2 separate regions of the Homo sapiens genome follow, and region 1 is linked to region 2. Evidence: chromatin loops called from intact Hi-C (ENCODE). Cell type or tissue: Calu3. All regions are shown on one strand. Each heading gives the region's core, and the rest is flanking DNA. Links, peaks and the distances in the headings are about the cores only. Region 1 overlaps POT1 (protection of telomeres 1). Region 2 overlaps POT1-AS1 (POT1 antisense RNA 1).

Region 1 (8,000 bases), core at 1-8,000, 140 kb after region 2:
ATGTATATATTCTATTTGTTTTAATATCTACAGTATTGGTGCGGCCTTATCTTTTGTGTGTTTTGTTTTATGGTTTTTTTTTTTTATATAAATAACCAGGCGTCATTTATAGCCAGAGCTGGTGGGTAATTTGTATGTCTCACCTGTAATACGGTTTGGAGAAGAAAAAGCATAATGTGAACCAGAAAATCATCATATAAAGGAAATTATTCAAATTTACAACATTTACTTCTTTGTATGGAAACATCAGAATAATGCTTTACAACTAATTTAAGAATGAGACTGAATCTCATAAAAATAATTTGATTAATGTCAAATGTATTACTATTATAATTTTTAGAGCATTCATAATTTTACTAGTTGTATTTATGTGCAAAAATATTTTAATACATATGAGTGTTTTTCAAGATCATTTTGGTTTGTTTTTATTGTATAAAGCACTTGACTCAGGAATATTTAGTCTGAGCTTATGGCAGTGTGACTCTTTTTCTCCTTTACATTCTTCTACATTTTCCACATTACCCATATTTCATATGTAGTTCTTTAACAATCAGAAAATAATGTCATATTTAAAATAGTGCCAATATTCAGAGGCATAAGTTTAATTACTTTTAAATACTGTTTCCAGGAAAAAACTTTTTAGCACAAGCATTTTTTCAAAAGGATCATAAAACTACTCTACTCTCTTATGGCAGGTATGGGATGGCACCAGGACACCATTTCCATCTTGGAGAGTCTTAATACAAGACCTTGTTCTTGAAGGTGATTTAAGTCACATCCATCGGCTACAAAATCTGACAATAGACATTTTAGTCTACGATAACCATGTTCATGTGGCAAGATCTCTGAAGGTGATGTATAGTAGGAAAAAATGTTATTTTATGTTTTTATAAATTATAGTGATTTTTGCTCATGTAAATTTTTTATATATGGTTACATGTATAGGTGATACAGTCTAGAAATTATATTTATTTCTTTGATTTTTAAGTTGTAAAATGTATGTTACAATAAATTATTAAAAGATAAACTTAATGGGTTAGAGCAATTTTTAAAATAATCTTTCTTAAATGTCTTAAAGGTATACATAATTTTACTGTGAAAATAGTATAGAAAAATTTTGTTGTGTGAGATAATACTGCTTTAGAATGAAAAAGGCTATATAAAATATTGCTAACTTAAATGCTAAGCTTGGTAAACTGGTTTGATAGAATGTAGCTGATAACTTTTTGTTCATTAGTTTAACAAATTGTTAAATTACAATTTGTTATAATTGTAATATTTATATTACAAGTTTATATTATAAGTTTATAATATTATAAATTGGGTGTGTGTATACTGTGTAATTTATAGAATTTGCATACTGTCTTCTGAAATACATTAAGGTGCACAGTTTAGATATGGCAGTACTTAACTATTAACAAAAATTGTAGGGAATTTCTTTTCTCTATTATATCTTTTATTTGAAAGTACTTTTTGTAGTAAAGAATGGTATGATAAATAATAATGCAGTAAATAATAAGAGTAACTTTTGCTAGGCACTTTATATGCATTTGGTACTCTCCTATAAGACAGGTGATGGTAGTCATCTCGTTCTACAAATGTGAAATGAGGCACTCAGGTTAAATCAGTGGTTCAAGATTCCACAGCTAGTTGGATTGAAGCAGGGTATTTCCCTGACCCCTTCACGGGCAGGAACTGGAGTGCACAGGTGCTGGAACTAGGCAGCCGCTTCAGTGCTGGCAGGGGAGAGCTCCACTCACTCAGACCACAGGAGTGGGAGCATGCAGGTGAGCAGGTGCAGGAGCCAGGGCAAAGGCTTTTGGGCACGGGCAGAAGCAAACTCTGTACTGGCCCCACAGCAGCATCTGAGAGGGTGCTGGTGACCCCTGAAGCCCCAGAGGAAGTGTTACAGTACTGTTTTAGCTCTGTCATCCATGGACAGCTTAAGTGTTAACAGCTTAGTGCAGGGTAGCTGTGACTGACTCACACCACACTTGTGGCACCCGAGCTCTTGTGTAGCATCCAGGAGGAATGAGGTCTCAAGAATAAAATGAAGATGGTAAATTCAGGGGATTTCATTACTGATGAAAGTGGCTCAGTGGGAAGGGGAAGTGAAAAGAGGATGGAGCAGGAAGGTAGTCTTACCTTGAAGTCTGGCCCTCTCTGGCCAGATTCTTCTCCCAGGTTACACCATCAAGCTGTCCCTCTGAAGTCAAGCTGCTTCTCTCTGACATCCAGCCATAGTGTCTGATGGCCAGCTGCCTCTCTTCCCTCTGCCGGCTGAGCCTGGGGTTTTTATGGGCACAGGATGTCAGGTGGGGTGGGCCATGGATGGTTTTAGAAAAGGCAACATTTGAGCAGGAAAACAGGGATGTAAGTTCTCACTTTGGGCCGTGGTATCAGGCTTTTCAGCTTGAGAGCAGGGTCCTTGCTGGGGACCTGCCCTCTTCTGCGTAGAATTTCCCTGCCTCCTGTCCCTATCTGGATGAAGCCAGTGTTTGAATCCACAATGTCTCTTTGCAGAGCTAATCTTTTAAAGCATTAAATGGAAGTGATCTCCATCACAAATATCTTCTAGCCTACTTATAGGAAATTAAAAGAAAACAGTAAGAGTGAAGATCTGAATTTCAATGCCCAATTTCCCTTTATAAATCAGTGGCCATGGAGTAGCAAATATATCCATTCTACATTGTATCACAAATAAGTTCACCATCAATACTGTTCTGGGTTACAGAAAAAATAGTAATTAGAAAACAAAACAACAACAAACCAAGTAAGTTTACTCAACTCAAATCAATAAATTAGATTAAATCCAGGGTCCAGGAAGATAGTGACTGTACTTTTTTGTCCTCTGTGTGTATATATGTATGCACATACATCTGTGACATATCAGAAAACACTGACTGTTGAAGATATATTTTTGACATTATTTCCCTGAAAGATATTATCTACATTGATTAGTTTATTTCAAAATTAAATATATGATAAGTTCAGTTCTGGAGGTTTTTTCATAGAGTTCTTTCATAAATAAAATGAATTTACATTTTAGATTCACCTCAGTTCCACACTCTGCATACCTTCCTTCGCCATTTTATTCCCTTCTCTTTCCCTATACTGCTTCCAAACAGGTCTTCCAATGTAGGTCTTTCTGTTTCCGCTTTTCCTGCTTTTCTTGTCTTAGTCCTGAACAGCACCTATCGCAGTGCTTTCCCTGTAGTGAGGATGAAGTAAGTAATAGCTGCTGCTGAATGAATGAATCAGTGAATGCTGTGGATTTTTTTTCCAGATTCTTTTCTCCTTTTTTATGTTCTGCTTTATTTTGCCCACTAGAGGGTGATATGAGCACACATAATTAAGAAAATGTATGGCACTGTGTTTTCTGTGAAGATATCAATAGCATTATATTATTTGTCTGCAATGCAATATGAAAATGATTTTTCTCTGTGTAAGTAATATAACTTTAGATTTTTATTTAATACACATTGACATCACATTTATTTGTTTTCTGACAACCTCTGTAACATTTCTTCTTAATTTAGGAACTCTTCACTCACGTGACATTGATATAAATGAATTCTTCTTGGTACTTTCAAGACAACTGTTTAAAATTACGTTTTTGTGTCAAAATACCTGGAACCAGTACGAAAGACTTTTGTTGTATAGAAACAGGAAAAAATGTGTTTTTATTTTAGTAAAGAGGACAGTATAATGCAATTATAGAATATAATATAATCAACATCTACAAGCAATGTATTTTAGAGCCCGAATTGCCCTTAACTATTTTCTGAATCTCACTTTTTGTTATATCATTCCCTTAAACATTTTACACAGACCCAGTCACATAAACTGAGATTTCAAATCTTTTGTCTGGAAACTAAAGCTTTACTTTCTAAATCCCTACTCTTATCCAGACACAATTGTTAATTATAAAATATACGTGGTCATAATTATGTTTTGGCCTTCAATAGTTCAACAGCTGTGATTTGGTTGGCTATTTTGAGACATATTCAGGGAATTAAAAATAATAAACCTAAAGGGAAATTCTTGACCGTTTATGACAAATCGTTTGATTATTTCTAAAGGGATAGTCATTTCTTACTAGCCATATTTACTTTGCTTTTTTTTTTAGTGTTTCTAGTTTTTTTTTAGTATTTAAATAGACTTCTATAGTTGTTTTTTAAACTGTATTTTTATAATTTTTTGGTTGATGTTTCATTTGTATTTTTGGAATCTTAATACTGACAAGATTAACCAATACTTGTTTTTTTATAATAGAGCATCTGGCACATTTCATAGTATTTTTAGTCAAGCTTTTGAAAAAATACAATGCTGCCTCCATAAGGAATTTTTGATAATAACAACTTATCTTTATGTGAATAACTTATATCTTGGCCTCGAAATTTTGTTATGTTAAAAAATACTGTAGTAGACAAGATAGTATAATAAACACCCGTGTGTTCACCTTATTTTTTAAATGTTTTGCCACATTTATTTCAGACACTTTTAAATTTTAGGAAATAAAACTCTACACATCGAACCTTCTTTGAGCTCCTGCCTGCTCTGGTTTTTTTTTTTTTTTTTTTTTTTTTGCTCTCCTCTCTGTGTCTCCATATGTAGGTTTGTACGTATACCTATGTTTATTATCCTTTTTCTTTATGTATTTTTTGATAGGGTAAAGCCCCCCTCTCATATTCTTTAAAATTGATTTGACTGTTCTCTTTCGTATAAGTTTTTGGATTAGCTTTTCAGATTCCATGAAAGCTTCTGGGAATTTTGATTGAATTGCATAAAATTTAAAGTTTAATTTGGAGGAAATTATCATTTTTGTAATATCAAAGCCTTTTGTATGTGAATATCTTTCTCCATGTGTTTAGGCCTTCTTTCAAATCTTTTGTAGATCATACATACATGTGCTATACTAATATATTTATATATACATATACACACACATATTTTAAAAGAATCACAAAATAATCCAGTCAAAAAGAATGAGATAAAACTAGAAAATTTTATGTTTTTTCCAATGTCTCACTTTGAAGACTATGAGGAAAATTATTTTTTTCTTTTTTCTTTTTGTTCTTTTCTTCTTTAACTTTCTTTATACTACTCCCTGGTTATGATATAGATGTAAGTGAAAGAGGTCAAAGGAAAGGCTTGTATTTTGTCTGCTCCTTATAAAACCCTTGATTGGTTGGGAAAAAAGATCCTTGGGAATGAAGGAGTAGCACCTGGGAGTGTGGGTTTTCTCCTTACCTCCTTTGCTTATATCCTCCATCAGAAATAAAGAGTAATGAGGGGAAATATAATTAAGAGAAGCTACAATAAGCAGAATTGGAAAGTTGATTTGCTACTCATCTTTTTTTTTTAAACGTTTCCTTTTATAGGATTGAGCCTCCATAATCTAAAAGTCCAGAATTCTCCTAAATGCAGATCTTTTTGAGTGCCAGTATGCGAGTGAACCCTTTGCTTTCCAATTATTCAGTGTACAAAAATTTTGTGTCATGCACAAAATTATTGAAAATATTATAGAAAATTACTTTCAGGTGATGTGTATAACATATATGTGAAACATAAATGAATTTCGTTTTTAGACTTGGGTCTCATCTCTAAGATAGCTCATTATATATATGCAGATATTCCAAAATCTGTAAATATCTGAAATCTGAAACACTTCTGTTTTCAAGTATTTCAGATAAAGAATATTTAACCTATATAGTTTTTTTGTTATGTAAGATGTCTGTTATTCAATCCTGAACTTGTAGGGGAAAAAAAGTGGTATCCCTATAGTCATCCAGTAGTCAGGAGTGCTATATTTATACAAATGAATTAAATTTCCTTGTTTGTAACTCCTTTTGCTTCTAAATCTTTCTTCATAAATATAAATGTGATTTAGGTTATATAGCTTCTTTTAGGTAGGTGTCAATATCTTTGAATAGCATTCTGCATCTCTCTCATTTGAAATCTCCATTAAAAGAAAAATCTCAGTGGTCTATAATTAAAGACATTTGTAGACTAAGTTTAGCAAAACATCTGAGATTAACTATAGAACATTTAATTCAAAACTCTAATTAGTTAACTCTTACGTTTGAACTCAAGGAGTGTTTCACACTGTGGTGGTACAGGCACAAATGCAGAAGTTTTCTTTCCATAGAACTTGTAAGATGGAAGATGTTTATTATTTTTCGGTAGTACCATATTTAAAATTTCTTCTTAGCATTCTTGTAATGACAGTATCTTCAGGATCATATTTAATTAATCCTTAAACTAGTTAAAGCAAGGCATTTTCAGAAACCTTAGTCAAATAGAGGGCTTGAATTCCGTTTAGGTAATGGGTTTCTTAACCATTATATTTTATTGATGCTAAGACACAATATTTTTTCACATTTTAATAGATCTGAAATGGAAATATCTCTTACAGTTGAATGTGTGTGTATATGTATGTGTGTGCACACACGCATATGCATGCACATGTCCATATATTTAGTTTTGATGTAGTGTCCATGCAGCTGATATTCAACCACACTCGTATAGCATACTTTGCAGATACTTTAGTATATTTCCTGACTGGTCAGTGCCCTCATTGGCCCCATATTGGTTATTAAAGTTTTAAATATCAGAAGTATTTTAATTTTTCCCCACTTTCTAAATAACAAATGATCTATTTTTTAGGTTGGAAGCTTTCTTAGAATCTATAGCCTTCATACCAAACTTCAATCAATGAATTCAGAGAATCAGACAATGTTAAGTTTAGAGTTTCATCTTCATGGAGGTACCAGTTACGGTCGGGGAATCAGGGTCTTGCCAGAAAGTAACTCTGATGTGGATCAACTGAAAAAGTAAGCTTTTAGTATTTAGAAAATGTAAATAAGGTATCGATTAAGCCGATTTCTAAGATAATATTGTTCCTGGGGCTTCTGATAGTTCCCTAGCCTTTTGTGCCATTTGCCATGTTTTTAAATAGATGAGCCAAATGAAACAAATCAAATGATTATAGGCTCATAGAGCTAAGTAGTAGCAGAGCCAGGGTTATAGTTGAAGTTTTCCAACAGTTTGAATCTGGCTTTTACACTCATGCTTCTCTTCTATCATTTACCACACTCTCCAAGTACAGCAACAAACAGGGGAAACTAGACCTTAGCTAAAGTTTGGAAAATTTGATACATATCTAAGATTCCAAAAATATTTAATTCTCTCATGAAAAAAATGTATTTCTGAAGTGCCACTGATTAAATAGATAACACATGTTTTGGTGTATCACTCTCTTTTAAACTTTTTAAAATTTTTACATGTGCCAGAAAGTAAATAGTATCTTAGACCTGCTATATATTTAGATCTGCTTTTCCCAAGGTATTCCTAGTGAGTATTGTGTGCAGAAGCATTTTGGTCAATATTCTAGAAATTTAAAAAATCTTCATATCTTCAAAGAGAAAACATACTGTTCATTAAATTTAAATAACTTTTGTCTACATTTTAATTCATTGGAATTAGTGTGACATTAAATTAGCTTCTGTTTTATTACTTTTATATCAATTTCACTGATTTTTAATATCATATTTAGCTTCTTGAATCTAGAGTTAGATTGTTCTGACTCAGAATGCTATCCATTAAATTCCCAGTTTATTTTTGTTTGTATTATTTCATCATTCTGCTGTTTCACTTGTATCTTTCTAAACTCAGATTTTTAATTTGAACCCCCGGAAAATCTGATGAAAGCAATAGATCCTTTACTGAAGAATGCATATACATACAAAATTTTATATACAATTTCAATGAATTTCTGGATTTTGTGGGTAGAGCTAAATTTACTATATTGACTTTGTTTTATGCAATTTGAAATTGTATTCTTTCAATTATAGGGATTTAGAATCTGCAAATTTGACAGCCAATCAGCATTCAGATGTTATCTGTCAATCAGAACCTGACGACAGCTTTCCAAGTAAGGATAATCTTTAACATTGACAGTTTAGTTCTTGCTAAATAAAATAGTTTTATCAACATAA
Region 2 (17,784 bases), core at 5,508-13,507:
TCTTTTAAATTTGTATTATTTTATTGCTGTATTTTTTATATATTTTTAAATATTTTTTATCTTCGGTTGAATTCATAAATGCAGAACCAACAGATATAGATAGTTGACTGTAATAGTTAATAAAAATCATGCAACTGAAAAACAAATTCATATTGAACATTTTATATTCATATATAATTTTAAAGTCCTCATTGATATGATTATAAATCAATAATTTAAGATATATCTTAAATTATTTTGTTTCTAAAAGATAGAGATGTATGTTGAAATTAAGTGAAATTATCCTATGATAATAAGGATTGAGTAGTGTTCAATTGTGTTGGTGAATCTACCTCTTTTTATGCATATTCAAAAAGTGGAATTGAACTGCTAAATAAGTTTACCAATAAAAAATTAAGATTAAATCAATAAACACATATATAAGCCTCAAAATTGGGTAAGGGTATTTTATGAAATCATACATTTGTGTATTCATTGTCAGGAATAAAAGAGACAGAGAAAGAGTGCAGTGAAGCAATTTTCTTCCTTTAGAAATAGCTTGGATTTCATTTTTGTCCTAAAGAAACAGAACTGTAATATGGAACATTTCACATTGACAGATCTATCATCTTAAAAACAAAGACAAAGTGTGACAAGCAGTTTAACAAAAGTGAAGAGGAATTCTGTTTAATTTGGAGCTGTAATAGGAATCATGATGCAAGAACTTAAAACTGCAGGAGAGAACAAATAAGGTATTTGTCCAATAAATATCTTACCAAGAGCATCAGCATCCTCTTGGATGCTCTGTTGCTCAGGCTGGAGTACAGTGCAGTGGCACAATCTCAGCTCACTGCAACCTCTGCCTCCTGGGTTCAAGCAATTCTTGTGCCTCAACCTCCCAAGTAGCTGGTGAGCACTGCCACGCCTGGCTAAGTTTTGTATTTTTAGTAGAGATGGGGTTTCGTCATGTTGGCCGGGTTTAGGCCCTCAAGTCCTCTGCCCGCCTGGGCCTCCCAAAGTGCTGGGATTACAGTCGTGAGCCAATGTGACCGGCCTTCATCCTTTTCTTAAAAACAGATGCCAAATACCATCAGGGAAGCTTAGGACCTAGACAAGAGAATATATTATAGAAAGAAGTGAAGTCAAATCCTCTAAATTTATCTGAAAATTCTATGATGAAAAATAGATGTCTAGATTCAAAACTTTCTCTTTGTTCCTCAATCCACTGTACCATGTTACCTCTCAGAATATCTTGAGGTGAACAATTCTTATTCACAACACTAGAAACAATTGGGAAAACACTAATTCTATTTTAAGCCTGATTGGATGTGTACTGATAGGGAGTTTGGTGAAGTCAGTCACATAATGACTCTTCATAATAAAATGTTTGACAAGCTATCAAAACTCTTTTGGAGAAAGAAATGGTGGATAGAGTTACTCTAAGGAATACATGTCAATTCAGTTATCTTATTCCTATATCACATTTTGATGGCAGCTGAGTGATCTCTGTGGATCTCATACTAGAAATTAGGTTAAAGTAAAAAATGAGTCAGATTGATTTTGAAGAATTTAGTTAATGTTATAAGAACAGTGGTGACACTAGTGCCAAAATTTTTATATATGGTAAGCTTTTTAAAAAACTAAGATTTAAAACAAATTCCTGACGTATACAAATTCAAGTTTATGACTTGACTAAATAATACATTTATGACTTTACCAAATAATTCAATACAGACACTGTAGTTCAGAGGCTCATATTTCAAATGTCAAAAGTTAGAATCTGAAAAGAAAAGCTATCAAGAAATAGGGAAAGAAGGATAACTCTCTGAAAGCAGACCAAAACTCATAATCAGTCATCTGGGTAATGAGACAAAGAAACAGTTGTATTGTAGACATATTGAGGAGAACATGATTTAAAAAAAAATAACTGTATCACCCATGAAAATTTTTTATTGACTTGATGTTTCCTAAGGAATGTCATCCAGCTACTTTAGCTTTGAGACAGGTGTGGTGGTTCATGCATGTAATCCCAGCACTTTGGAAGGTCAAGGAGATAGAATCACTTTAAGTCAGTAGTTTGAGACCAGTCTAGGCAACATAGTGAGACCTCATCTTTACAGAATATTTAAGAATTAGCTGGGCATGTTGATGCATGCCTATAGTCCCAGCTGCCAGGTCCGACCTGCAGACCCTGACCCAGAGATGAATGAAAGACTTACACTGACACAGATATTTCGCCTGTCAGCACAGCTAAGGGTCTCTGCTGCCTGAGTCCACAGTGTGTGCTGATAAGCCGGTGAAGTTTGCATTTATTTAGTATAGATTAAATGACAAAGGCTTTGGGTCAATACACCTGTGGGTAATTAATCTGGTCACCCTCCCCTGGAGAGAGCAGTGTCACCCTCAAATGATCAAAGGTCAGTCTTAGGACCACATGAGTAAACATGCTATTTAGATATACTCCCCTACATTCCTTATATCTACACCCTAAGCTTTTAAGAGAATTCAGCTGCCTTCAGCCAAATCTTTTACTGAAACTATTATAAAACCTTCCAGCCTCCCAAGAAGGTTTGCATCTTTCTACAATTTTTCCCACAACCCTGATTGAACTCCCACACCTACCTACTCAGGAGGCTTGGGTGGGAGGATCTTCTGAACCCAGGAGGTTGAGGCTGCAGTGTGCCATGATTGCCCTACTGCACTCCAGCCTGGGCAACAGAGCAAGACCATGTCTCAAAAAAAAAAAAAAACCTAAACTTTAGCTTTGGCATTCCAGGGTCCTTTATGACCTTGATCTTGACCTCATGTGCCTCTCCTCTCTTATCTCTCTGTTCCCTATACTCTAGCCACACTAGACTGACTACTCACCTGATCAATAGATTTATTGACTAGGGGGCATTGATGAAACTCTCTCTGTAGCTTTGAGGAGCAAAACCTTACCTAAATTGTAAGGCTCAGTTCAATTATTCAAATCCCTTCTCTTCCAAGAAAATTCCTCTGATTACTTACAGAGAATTATGCTCTTATCTGTACATACATATCTTGCTTTGAATCTATAATTGACTCATCACATTCTGCCATAAATTACAGTTGAATGCATATATCTGTCTTTTCCCTATATATAGCCCTAGAGTATAGACAATATATGAGTCTCTTTGTATCACATTTATATCTGGAAGATTTGTAGAATGTAACTAAATGAATAAATAGATTAGGAAATCTTAGATAATGCTATATTTAAATATCCTTTATCCCATTTTATATAAATAGGAAAAATGTTCTCTGGAATCTTCTGCCATATGTCTACTTTGACACTGGAAAATGAGCACTCAAGCATTATTCTAGGGCAGTAATATATCTCTTAAAAATTCTTCTTAAACTCACCCTGTATATTTATTTTCTGATGCTCAACTATAGCAGCCTGTATTCATCCACAATAGCACCACATATTTCCTTTTCATTTGGGATTACAACAGTCTCTGGTAAAAACATCACACTGACTATACTCTCAATGCTGAAAACTAAAGTTAGAGACATGAGAAATTGTTACATGTTTATATATATGTATTTATGTGTGTGTATATATATATGTACATGTAGGTATAGTTTCAGATGCCAGAATAAAATGAGAAGTACTTATTTACTGTACAATAACTGTAGGGTGTTCTACAATGATATTCTGAATTTTCCTATGTAGTTAAAAGGAAAAGTATCTTTGTGTTTACTGATTTTTTAAAAAATGCATTATGTTGAAGTTATAGTCCAACACGAACTCAGGTCTCACCACAGGCTCTTAGCAGTTAACATACTCTAACCAAGGCTTGTAATGTTAATATTTTATGAAGAGACTGGTTTAAGTGATCAATATAAGAAATACCTCTGCCAGAAAATTGTGTGTGCACCCTATTCTGTTGACTCCACAGTAGTCAGCTATTTGTTTTTAGACTCTAGAACATATAGGCCTCTAGGCAAAAGTTATTCACAACTGAAATATCTGAGACAGGAATAAAGGAAGGGAGGGTATAGGGGAGCAAACAGCATCAGCTTCAGGGTTATTCCTTTCCTTTCTTCATTACTCTGACTCTGAGTTTCTATTCTCATGTTACTTTGACTTGCTCCTTAAATGATGAAGAGCTCTGATTCACCCATACTTTTAACCAACCCACATCTTACTTCTGCTTCAATTTTTTTAGTTCACCTGGTTGCTGATTATTTACATGAACCTTAGACTTCATGCCCTGCTTTATCTCTCTTATTTTCCTACCTGGCATTGTATACACCTCTTGCCTGGACATACTACACTTGTCTGTGTTCTACTTTCCTCATGGCTCTTCAGGGGGCTTCTCTCCTCACTGCTGGAAGAGGCAGTCATAAATAATAGTTTCACCTTCTCAACTTTTCTCAAATACCAGTTGCAACCCAGCTTTTTAAAGGCGTTGAATTTAAAACTTTTACTGAGATAAATGGATAATGGAGAACAATGGTGTATCAGAATTCCAGGCTGTGTAACAAATTACTAGAAACTGGAGGACCTCAAAAGCCAAATTTAATCTCTCACAGTTCTGAATCCTGTAAGTCCAAAATTAAGGTGTTGACAGGGTTGGTTTCCCCTGGAGGGAGAGAACTGATTCTGCGCTTTTCTCCTAGCTTCTGGTGGTTGCTGGCTGCTATGGTTTGAATGTTTGTTCCCTCCAAAGCTCACGTCAAAACTTAATCCCCAAGGTGGCAGTATAGAGTTGTGGAGCCTTGAGGAGGTAATTGGTCATAAGGGCTCTGCCCTCATGAATGAATTAATCTGTTCAAGGATTAATGTATTAATGGGTTAATGTATTAATGGATTTTCAAGGAAGTGAAACTGGTGGCATTATAAAAAGAGGAATAGAGACCTGAGCAAACACATTAGCATGTTCGGCCCCCTCACCGTATGATGCCCTGAGCTGTCTTAGGAATCTACAAAGAATCCCCACTAGCAAGAAGACTCTCACAAGATGCAGTCCCCCAATGCTGGGTTTTTTTTTTTTTTTTTTTTGAGACAGAGTCCCCCTCTATCACCCAGACTGCAGTGCAGTGGCCTAATGTCGGCTCACTGCAACCTCCACCTCCTGGGTTCAAGCGATTCCGCTGCCTCAGCCTCTTGAGTATCTGGGATTACAGGTGCGCGCTATCACGCCTGGCTAATTTTTGTAGTTTTAGTAGAGACAAGGTTTCACCACATTGGCCAGGCTGATCTTGAGCTCCCAACCTCAGGTGATCTGCTTGCCTCAGCCTCCCAAAGTGCTGGGATAACAGGCGTAAGCCACAGCACCCAGCCCGGACTTTTTAGCCTTTTTTTTTTTTTTTTTGCTTTAAATTCTGGGGTACACATGCAGAATGTGCAGTTTCATTACATAGGTATACATATGCCATGGTGGTTTGCTGCACCCATCAACCCATCACCTGTATTAGATATTTCTCCTAATGCTAACCCTCTCCTAACACCCCCCACCCGCTGACAGGCCCCAGTGTGTGACGTTCCCCTGCCTGTGTCCATGCGTTCTCATTGTTCAACTCCCACTTATGAGTGAGAACACGTGGTATTTGGTTTTCTGTTCTTGTGATAGTTTACCAAGAATGATGGTTTCCAGCTTCATCCATGTCCCTGCAAGACATGAACTCATCCCTTTTTATGGCTGCATAGTATTCCATGGTGTATATGTGCCACATTTTCTTTATCCAGTCTATCACTGATGGACATTTCGGTTGGTTCCAAGTCTTTGCTATTGTGAATAGTGCAACAATAAACATATGTGTGCATGTGTCTTTATAGTAGAATGATTTATAACCCTTTGGGTATATACCTAGTAATGGAATTGCTGGGTCAAATGGTATTTCTAGTTCTAGATCCTTGAGGAATTGCCACACTGTCTTCCACAATGGTTGAACTGATTTACACTCCCATCAAGAGTGTAAAAGTGTTCTTTTTCTCTGCATCCTCTCCAGCAACTGTTGTTTCCTGACTTATTAATAATAGCCATCTAACTGGTGAGAGATGGTATCTCATTGAGCTTTTGATCTGCATTCCTCTAATGACCAGTGATAATGAGCTTTTATTCATATGTTTGTTGGCTGCATAAATGTCTTCTTTTGAGAAGTGTCTGTTCATATCCTTCACCCACTTTTTGATGGTTTTTTTTTCTTGTAAATGTGTTTAAGTTCTTTGTAGACTCTGATATTAGCCCTTTGTCAGATGAATAGATTGCAAACATTTTCCCCCATTCTGTAGGTTGCCTGTTCATTCTGATGATAGTTTCTTTTGCTGTGCAGAAGCTCTTTAGTTTAATGAGGTCCCATTTGTCAATTTTTGGCTTTTGTTGCCATTGCTTTTGGTGTTTTAGACATGAAGTCTTTGCCCATGCCTATGTCTTGAATGGTATTGCCCAAGTTTTCTTCTAGGATTTTTATGGTTTTAGGTCTTACATTTAAGTCTTTAATCCATCTTGAGTTGATTTTTGTGTAAGGTGTAAGGAAGGGGTCCAGTTTCAGTTTTCTGCATAGGGCTAGCCAGTTTTTCCAACACCATTTATTAAATAGGGAATCTTTTCCCCATTGCTTGTTTGTGTCAGGTTTGTCAAAGATCAGATGGTTGTAGATGTGTGGTGTTATTTCTGAGGGCTCTGTTCTGTTCCATTGGTCTATATATCTGTTTTCGTACCAGAACTATGCTGCTTTGGTTACTGTCGCCTTGTAGTATAGTTTGATGTCAGGTAGTGTGATGCCTGCAGCTTTCTTCTTTTTGCTTAGGACTGTCTTGGCTATGCAGGCTCTTTTTTGGTTCCATATGAAGTTTAAAGTAGTTTTTTCCAAGTCTGTGAAGAAAGTCAGTGGTAGCTTGATGGGGATAGCATTGAATCTATAAATTACTTTGGGCAGTATAAACGGTATTCAAATAGGAAGAGAGGAAGTCAAATTGTCTCTGTTTGCAGATGACATGATTGTATATTTAGAAAACCCTATTGTCTCAGCCCAAAATCTCCTTAAGCTGATAAGCACCCTCAGCAAAGTCTCAGGATACAAAATCAAAGTGCAAAAATAACAAGCATTCCTATACACCAATAACAGACAAACAAAGAGCCAAATCATGAATGAGCTCCCATTCACAATTGCTACTAAGAGAATAAAATACCTAGGAATACAACTTACAAGCAATGTAAAGGGCCTCTTCAAGGAGAACTACAAATCACTGCTCAAGGAAATAAGAGAAGACACAAACAAATGGAAAAACATTCTGTGCTCATGGATAGGAAGAATCAATACTGTGAAAATAGCCTCCCTATTTTTAAGAAATTGAATCCTTTTTTAAAATAAATTATCTAGTTTCTGATATTTTTATAAGCAACAGAAAATGGACTAAGATATTGGCAGCCCTTGATGTTCCTTTGCCTGTAGGTGTGTCACTGCAGTCTCTCCCTCTGTCATTACATGGTGTTATCCCTGTGCATCTCTGTCTCTATGTCTATTCTTTCTTATAAGAACACCAATTATATTAAATTAAGAGCCTGCCTTACTCTAGTGGAACCCAAGCTCAACTTAATTACATCTGCAATAACCCTATTTACAAAAATGTAACATTATGGTACTGAAAATTAAGATTTGACATATCTTTTTGAGGGACACAATTCAACCTATAACAAATTGTTATAGCCTATGCTGGCAAATCTAATTTGCTAGCAAAAATTTACAACAATTAAAAATTATTGCAATTTCTGACCAGATAAATGTACCCCTGCTTCTGCAGGATATAGTTATGATGGCTTTCTCTGCCTTTGTTTTTCATCAAAGAAAACTTCTCAAAGCCTGAATCTCATGCATACTAATGAGATTCAGTTGTTTTGTTTGTTTGCCATAACTGCAAATCGTTTCACATTTGTAAAATTAACAGGCTTATATTTTAACACACACTTATATTCCTATTTATTATAAGATACTGTTTTAGGAAAAATAACAAACTTACATAGTTTGGACAATTGTCCCCTCCATCTCACATCTAAATTGATCCCCGATGTTGAAGGTGGGACCTAGTGTAAGGTGTTTGGGTCATGGGGCAAATCCCTCATGAATGGTTTAGTCCCATCTCAGTGGTAATGAGTGAGTTCTCCTCAGTTCTAATAGTTCCCAGAGATCTAATTGTTTAAAAGTCTGCCACCTCCCTCCCTATTCTTTTTCCTTCTCTCTTACTTTCCACCATGTGATCTCTACATGCCAGCTCCCCTTCAACTTCTATCCTGAGTCGAAGCTTCCAGAAGCCCTCACTAGAAGCAGATGCTGATGCCATCCTTCCTGTACAGCCTGCAGAACTGTAAGCCAAATAAACCTTTTTTCTTCATAAATTACCCAGCCTCAAGTATTCCTTTCTAGCTACACAAACAGGCTAGACCACTAAATTTCAAAGTACTTACTGTAATAAATTGCCAAAAAAACAAAAAGTGCAAATGAAGCATCATAGATTTGAATAGAGGCAAGAATGACAGCAGCTGAAAGAATGAGGAAAGGCTTCCGAGAAAATACAGTTTTAAGTTTAGATCTTAAAGGATAAGAGCAGTAAATGCTTACCAGAAAACTGGATTTGGTGGAAGGTTGTATATCTTCGTCCCCAAAATTTTGAAATTCTGTGATTTCATTTTCTCACAAATATGAAAATAGCTTATAATGGACAAAATTTCAAGCAGAAGAAAATTAAATTATAAACAATTAAAGGACAAGGAGAGTATGTCTCAATGTGGTTGGAGTATGACTAAGGAAACTAACTGAAGATAACACTGGAATGTTGGCCCAGTGTATGACTCAGGCTAGTTCCCAGCAGTCGCAGCCCAAACTCCTGATCTCAGGATCAACCTTGATCAGAAACAGAGAACATATAAACCTTCTTAGCCAACAATCTTGGGTTAAGTTTCAAGTCACCTTTGCAGCAAGTTTCTGGCTGGTCCCTAAGCCCTAGTCATGTCATTTGTGTCAATCTATAAAAATCTAAAAGGGCACTGTGGGGACTGGGTATTCCTATGCATTACTACTGGAAATTTGAATAGTAATGGCACCTTTGAAGAGCAATCTGATGACGCTTATTAGAAATTAAAACATATAAATTATTTAGGCAGAATTAATCTCTTAAGAATCTATCCTAAAAGTGTTAAGGAGAGAGTAGATAAAGATCTCAGTGCAAGGATATTTATCGTAGCATTGTTAACAGTGAAAAAAGAAAAGAGAGAATGACAACAAAGTGAATACCACCATCAATACAGGAACAATCTAAATAAACAATGTTTATAAATAACTTAATTCAGCATGTACCGTGTTGCTATTTCATCCATTTGAGCTAATCTGATCTCATGTTCTCTCTCTAAAGGATTATTCTATCATGATAATTAATAGTGTTCTCTCAGTTTTCCTTTAGAAAAGATATAGAGTACATATATTCCATCATTACTTTTGAGTATTTTGACCAAAGTTCATGGAAACCATTCACTTCCTTCTTTACAAATTTATTTGTTGTAGAAAAATACATTTATTATAGATAATCTAGAAAACGACATGAGCAAAATCTTACCCAGTAATAAATATTATACATCCTTCAATGTATATTCTCCCAGTATTTTTTCCTGTGAAAAACATTTTTAACCAAAATGATATCAGATTGAACAAAATGTGCTGTTGGACGGTGAATTAGTTTCCTATTTTCTCTGTAACAAATCTATTTAGTGGTTTAAGACAAGACAAATTTATAATTTTACAGTTCTGAAGTCAGAAGTCCCAAATAAGTTTCACTCGACTGAAATTAAGTTGTCAGCAGGGCCATGTTCCCTCTGGATCCCTCTAGGGATGACTCTGCTTCCTTGTCTTTTCCATCTTCTAGAGATGGCCTGGATTCCTTAGCTCCTGGCCTCTTCCTCCATCTGCAAAATAAGTAGATTTAACCTGCTCTTGCCACAAAAAAATTAATTAATTAATTGAAGGATAACTATGTGAGATGATGTATATGTTAACTTGCCTCACTATAGTAATGATTTTACTACCTATATGTATCCCATAACATCATGTTGTATACATGTTGTTGTATTTGTTGTATAACAAATAAATACACACAATAAAATTTATTTTAAAAACCAAAACAAGAACCTGGTAGATTAACATCTTTAAATCTCTCTCTGACTCTGACCCCTTCTTCTTTTGCTATATCTACTTTTCTGACTCTGAAACTTCTCTCTCCCTCTAAGAAGAACCCTTATAACTACATTGGGGCCACCAGATAATTCATGATAATATTCACATATCAAGATTCTTAATTTAGTCACATCTGAAAAATCCTTTTTGCCATGTCAGGTAACATATTTACAGGTTTCTGAAATTCAGATGTGGACAACTTTGAGGGGCCATTATTCTGTGTACCACAAATAGGTTCTCTAGAAGTAGATGCTCAGATGGAGTTTGGGATACAAGATGTTTTTCGGGGCTTAATCTGTGGAAGGGAAAGAAAATACACGTTTGGGTAGAGAAAGAAGTCAAACTTTGTCAGGCCTAACAAAGTCTCAGCCAGCCCAACAAGGAGCTCTACAGTGATTGCTACCCTTCAGAGTATCCTAGGTCAGTCCCAAATAGCTAAACATTTATACCCTGACCTGTGTCAATCATTGAGTGATCCAGGGAGTAAAGTCAGGCAAAGCAGCTCTCTCTGCAGCCGAGGCAGACCATGAAGAAAATGACAGCTGGAAGCTGTCTGCTCACCATACTTGCTATAGCTGGGCAGCAAGTCTAATCCTTGAAGAGGGAATGTGTGTGGCACATCATCAGGTCACCTACATAATATATTTATAATGTATCTATAGATTACTCTTTTATAACTTGATTCCTTCATTAAATATACTTTAAACATTTTCTAAATAATTGTGTATTTCTTAATGTCTAACTAATACCAAGGTACCTGTAACAGATACCTTGCAATTGAACATTTGGGGCATTGCCATTTTTTTACTCTATTATAAACAATGTAGCCAGGAACTATAAGTTATATCACTAAACTATATTCACCTAATATTCGTCTTAGATTTGCACTTTCTTATCTATCCAGAGTGATAATCACCTTTTTTCCATTCCCCCATAACAATCAGATCATATTGGAATAAGAAATGGTAAATCTTTTAAATCTAAACTTCTATAATTTATCTTCCAGAAGTTGTACTTTAGGACAGGATATTGTTTTCTGGCATGAAGATCTAAAGTTTTCTTTATTAGTATATTTTATCCTTTTTAATATCAATAGTAAGAAATCTTGTCAAAGTTTGTAAAAGCTACACATCAATTTTAAAAGTAAAAATCTAGAGTAGATATGAAGTTCTTCATTCATGAACAACCAGCCTCCTCATCTCAGGTACACTGGTCCTCTTCCTCTGTCTATCCCATTGTCACATGCTTTCACTTTATTCCCATTGAGATACAAAGGTCTGCTCTCCCAGTTATAGAGCTTTAAGCCAGGACCAGAGGTAATACCTTTAAACAATAACTACTAGCGAGACTTCTACATTCTCTTTACATGAAGCCAATCCTGGGTGCACATTTATGTAAATCAAGAAAAGCCAAGAATTGTCCAAACACAGAGAAAGAACATTGAGAGATAAACAAATCCCATTCCTCTCTGGACCAAAATAGTAGTCATCTTAGTAGTCATTCTTACCTATTTTCCTGGCAAATGTCCACATACACTAAGAGAACTGGGGCATGTTTGGGAACAAATTCATACCAAATAGTGGAAAACTTTGATAGTATTTTAAAATATGAATCTCTTTTTCCACAGATACATTAATAATTTTCCAGAACATGGAAGTAAAATTGCATTGAGAGCAATAACTTTATATATTCTTAAATACATCCCACACATAATTGCTTAGTACAGAATGTTTCTCTTATGCCTGTTCCTTCCACTGTTAAAAGAACAGCAACTTTCAAAATTTAATTGGCTACTAAACTATCATGTCACAGATTAGTCACATGTAAATTTAAAATATCATATAAAGAAATATTCGGGGCAAATAGTTATAGTATTAAATGCCCAGTGAAAATGCATTAAAAATAATTTTGAGTTTGATGGAAAAAAATCTTATATACCTAAAGTATCCTACTTCATTCAGAAAGTCAAAATGAAATATTCCTGCGGACACACAAAAGTTATATGATAAAAATGATTTTTATAGAATCTATAAATGATTATTTATAGAAATAGTTTATTACTAATGTGAGTTCACTTTTTGCCAGAATTTATCAGAAAATTGGTATTTGCATATCTGAGCATGTACTTCTTTTTTCGCTTCCAAGATAAGGAGTATTACACCTGAATATAGAGCAATCACTATGATAAATTATTGATGAAAAAAATGTCAGTAAGCTATTGTTCACTTTTATATAAGGGTGTTGGGTGGAGATTAAATTAATTGAATTAAGTCTGATCTGACAGTTGGATGATAGCGCTGAGCTAATTAGTGTAACACTAAATGAGAGGAAAGGATAATTGGGCACCAAACCAAGATATCTCATGTTAAATAGATTATGTACCTGGTTTTTAAAGTATGTAAAGAAAATAACAAGCTCCATATGATTTCTCACCTACCCCATAAATTGAGACACTAGCAGTGAAGAGAGTTAAAAGAACCACAAACAGCAGTGAGACTGTGGATCTCTTAGCACTGCTATTCAGATGTGATGGTTAATATTGAGTGTTGACTTGATTAGATTGAAGGATGCAAAATATTGTTCCTGGGTGTGTCCCCTCCCCTACCCTCTCCTTTCCTTCCCTTTCCATCATGTCATGGTCCCTCCAAATATATTTTTAATTTTTTTTTTTAGCTCTTCCTGTTCTACATGGTGTTACTTCTGAAGTTGTAGAAGACTTGGCCTTCTGTGATACTTACCTCTTACCCTCTGACTCCCTTTACCTCTGGCCATAATAGGAAAATAATAAGAGTCAGAGTAAAAAAAACCAAAGAAGTTGCAGGCAGAAAAATGCTTTTAAACAAATAAGACTCACAGGGAAATAAAGGATGTAAAGTCAAAAGGGTGAAAAATGAAAGATTAGGGACAAATTAGAATGTAGTGGATGTAATGGTTAATATTTGCTCTCAAAGACAGTTCCCAAGAACAGTGCAAGGATGTTCATGACCATTTATGTCAAGTGCCAACTGTGCTTTAGAAGGGAACCAGGCAGCTTAAAAGGATCCTTTCCCTTGGAATGCCCTTGTCCAGTGTAACCCCATTTGCCTGAACAACTCCTATACAGCCCTCAACTCCTTCCAGTTGCCTCTCTCATATCACCTACTTATCTCTTTGATAACAGTTGCCACCATCTGTAATTACTGTATTTTATTTATTTGTGACATGTTTATTGTCTTTTTTTCTTAATAGAATGTATTCTACATGATGCTAGGAGCCTCTGATTTTTACAACTTATGGCTAGTACTGAGCATGGTACATAGCAAAAAACTGAATGAATTCAATATATAATTCAAGCACCATATCTTTTGTCAAGTGTTTGTTTTATACCTTAATTTCTTTCTCATTATAATAATGGCACCTTCTATATACAATTGTATTTTATTCTACATTAATAAACTCATTTGTTTTCTTTTCACGTCTAACAGAACATGAGCCCCTTGAAGGTTGGGTCATGTCTTATTCCTCTTTGGAAATGCAGACCACTTAGTATACAGTTCTGTGAATGGATGAACATTTTGAGAAAGCATGATTAGCCTCCCAAAATCATCTTGAGCAAATGAGAAAATTTATATTTCACAAGTTATTAAATATGAAAAATACACTTCTTTATAATTCAGAGAGCAGAAAGGTTTTTATAATTTGCTTATGGAAATAGATTATAATTTAAATATGCATGTTCTCTTCACCTGTACATTCCATAGTCTATTTTAACCACTTCATTGGCTAAAAATTAGCCGTTAAATATAGAAAATGCAAAGCTATGATACCTTTTTGGAGTATCGCTTTAGGAATTGCTGATTGGCTTCACCACTCCTTCATTTCCTTCAACTCATCCGATAATTCAGTACCTATTAAGAATTGTGACTTTCTCTATGATACTTAAAATTTCAGAAAGATCAGAGACTGCTCAATGACAAATATGAATTTGAAGAAAAAGTCATTTTCTACCTTTTTGCAAATTTTTAACTTGATGAGATGTCCTATATTCAATTGAAGTTGAAAGAGATACTTAGGCTACATAAAAGTAGACATTTTCTTTTCTAATAGAAATACAGGATTCTGACTAAGAAAAGTTAATATTTTTCTTCATTGTGGCTACTTTTTGCCTTTTGGTTGAACATTTTCTTAGATGTAATTTGCTATAAAAGATATAAAATATATATGCTTTAGATGTCTTAAAAGAAGAGTGATATTATTGGGCAACCAACAAACCAGCTTGCCTAGGACTGAGGGTTTTCCTGGGATATAGGGCATTCACTGCTAAAACCAGGCAAACCAGAATGGTTGTTTACCCTAAGCCGATACAACATCATTTTTTTTCTTTTTAAACTTAAACTGTATACTTGTTAGAAAAGTTTCTAGAATTTTATAAGATGCATCTCTAAGGTAAAGTTAAAGAGAGGAAGATAACTCATTTTCGTTTGAACGGTTGACATTTTTATGTTTTACTTTCATCCCAAGATGATGATGATGATTTATTTATAATAGTTGTAAGGGTACATGGCACTTTAAAACACATAAAAGACAAAGCTCCTGTGGGGGTTCCCATTTAACCCAATATGCAATACAACACATAATAGCAAAAGAGGAGGTTATAAAAGGGGTGGAAAAAAATCGATACTGGAAGGCTTAGTGAGAGAAATGTGTTCTAAACTTCCAAGGAGAGATGTCAAAGAATAAAAGGAAGTGTGTTTCAGTAAGACTAATTTGGTTTTAAACGTTTTAAGAATTAAACATGCATAAGTAATAGGAAAATGAATTTCTTATCTGTTCTCTTGTTATATTGTATCTCCCTTGAGTTTTTTTCATATTTGCCATTAAGCAATGACCCTCTTTATCCTTAATACTGTAATGTTTTCTGCTTAAACAGTTCTCACTGAGAGTTATATACTTACTCGAGCTTCTTGTTGTTAATATTTGTCAGGTACATCATTTTTCTTCTGTTACTTTCAAATCGAACATGTCACTGTGTTTTAGATGTGCCTTTTAAAACTGCATATAGCTGAAAATTTGTAATCCAATGATAGAATTTCCATGTTTTAATTGTTAAGTTGATTCTATTTTCTCTTACTATGATTCTTAGTATTTTATTTCTGCCACCTTACTTTTAGGTTTTACATTCTTTTGTTTTTGCTACCGTCTATTGAACTCAAATGTCTTTATTCTATTTTTTCCCCTCTAAATTATTGGAAGTTTCACATTATATTTCTAGCTTTTTTTAGTGGTTTCCTGAAATTTCTAATATGTATAATCAAACCTGACAATGTCTAATATTCATCAATATCTTTATACCCCTACTCCATAGAAGGAAAGTAACTTAGAAACCTCTTCAATGTAATTCATTTCTAATACTAAAATTGTTTTGTTTTCAAACCATGCACGGTCATTATTTGTAATTTCACTTCATGTTTACCACATATTTACCAATACTCATTCTTACCACCCATTTATGGATCCTGATCCTACCTTCTGAGTACAGTTTTCTTCTTCCTACATTAAATCCTTGATTGTAATTTAAGTGACTTTTTAAAATCCGAGAAACAAAAAGCCCTATTTGAATATATCTTCTCTTCCCCCTCACTCTTGAAGAATTATTTAACAGTGTATAGAACTCTTGATCTCCTACTTTCTCTAAGCATTTTGAGTGTATAATTTATTCTTTATTTTCTGACTTTTCTTGTTGATTTTGAGATATCTGCTGCAGTCCAAATATTATTTCTCTGTAGTTAATCTCTCTCTCTCTCCACTTCTCCTTCTCTCTCTGCCTTTTCCTCCTTCTATCCCTTTCTCACTCCCTTTCTCTCTCCTCCTTTTTCCCTTTCTCCTGGCTAAATTCTCCCTCTTATTTGTCTTTAAGATAAACAAAAAAACCTGTTGTCAGTTTTAATTAAATATGATTGGTATAAATTTATTTTTAATTATCTTGATTGGAAATTATTTTGCTTATAGGCTATAAGAATTGTTATTTTTCATCAATCTGGAAAAGCTTTCAATTATTATAATTTCAAATATTGTCCCTTTCCTATGCTACATTGGTAACTTCTATTAATATGTATATTGGAGTGGGGGGAAGAGCCAAGATGGCCGAATAGGAACAGCTCCGGTCTACAGCTCCCAGCGTGAGTGACGCAGAAGATGGCTGATTTCTGCATTTCCATCTGAGGAACCGAGTTCATCTCACTAGGGAGTGCCAGACAGTGGGCGCAGGCCAGTGGGTGCACGCACTGTGTGCGAGCCGAAGCAGGGCGAGGCATTGCCTCACTCGGGAAGCGCAAGGAGTCAGGGAGTTCCCTTTCCTAGTCAAAGAAAGGGGTGACAGACGGCACCTGGAAAATCAGGTCACTCCCACCTGAATACTGCGCTTTTCCGATGGGCTTAAAAAACGGCGCACCAGGAGATTATATCCCGCACCTGGCTCAGAGGGTCCTACGCCCATGGAGTCTCGCTGATTGCTGGCACAGCAGTCTGAGATCAAACTGCAAGGCGGCAGCGAGGCTGGGGGAGGGGCGCCCGCCATTGCTCAGGCTTGCTTAGGTAAACAAAGCAGCTGGGAAGCTCCAACTGGGTGGAGCCCACCACAGCTCAAGGAGGCCTGCCTGCCTCTGTGGGCTCCACCTCTGGGGGCAGGGCACAGACAAACAAAAAGACAGCAGTAACCTCTGCAGACTTAAATATCCCTGTCTGACAGCTTTCAAGAGAGCAGTGGTTCTCCCAGCATGCAGCTGGAGATCTGAGAATGGGCAGACTGCCTCTTCAAGTGGGTCCCTGACCCCTGACCCCCGAGCAGCCTAACTGGGAGGCAGCCCCCAGCAGGGGCACACTGACACCTCACACGGCCGGGTACTCCCAACAGACCTGCAGCTGAGGGTCCTGTCTGTTAGAAGGAAAACTAACAAACAGAAAGGACATCCACACCGAAAACCCATCTGTACATCACCATCATCAAAGACCAAAAGTAGATAAAACCACAAAGATGGGGAAAAAACAGAGTAGAAAAACTGGAAACTCTAAAAAGCAGAGCGCCTCTCCTCCTCCAAAGGAATGCGGTTCCTCACCAGCAACGGAACAAAGCTGGATGGAGAATGATTTTGACGAGCTGAGAGAAGAAGGCTTCAGACGATCAAATTACTCCGAGCTATGGGAGGACATTCAAACCAAAGGCAAAGCAGTTGAAAACTTTGAAAAAAAATTAGAAGAATGTATAACTAGAGTAACCAATACAGAGAAGTGCTTAAAGGAGCTGATGGAGCTGAAAATCAAGGCTCGAGAACTACGTGAAGAATGCAGAGGCCTCAGGAGCCAATGTGATCAACTGGAAGAAAGGGTATCAGCGATGGAAGATGAAATGAATGAAATGAAGTGAGAAGGGAAGTTTAGAGAAAAAAGAATAAAAAGAAACGAGCAAAGCCTCCAAGAAATATGGGACTATGTGAAAAGACCAAATCTATGTCTGACTGGTGTACCTGAAAGTGACGGGGAGAATGGAACCAAGTTGGAAAACACTCTGCAGGATATTATCCAGGAGAACTTCCCCAATCTAGCAAGGCAGGCCAACATTCAGATTCAGGAAGT

Evidence for each region. Peaks named below come from ENCODE experiments on the same cell type or tissue, not always from the same donor. Only the 100,000 strongest peaks of a DNase experiment are listed, where the experiment ranks them.
Region 1: a loop joins it to region 2, with 3 times the contacts of the local background. A loop is called at or near these places in 6 of 110 quality-filtered maps.

What each region holds. Positions count from the first base shown.
Region 1 is chr7:124,851,808-124,859,807 of GRCh38, reverse strand. POT1 (protection of telomeres 1) reads left to right here. Exons shown (of 19, transcript NM_015450.3): 9 at 696-851; 10 at 6,670-6,836; 11 at 7,857-7,936. Among named protein-coding and RNA genes, the nearest start is that of LINC03043, 65 kb to the right of the region's middle. In Calu3, for the core only: a CTCF peak has its summit at 3,345 (motif pointing right); no DNase peak of the experiment used is centred there.
Region 2 is chr7:124,983,984-125,001,767 of GRCh38, reverse strand. The region is part of intron 2 of POT1-AS1 (POT1 antisense RNA 1); the gene reads right to left. Among named protein-coding and RNA genes, the nearest start is that of POT1-AS1, 63 kb to the right of the region's middle. In Calu3, for the core only: no CTCF peak of the experiment used is centred there; a DNase peak (open chromatin) is centred at 8,827.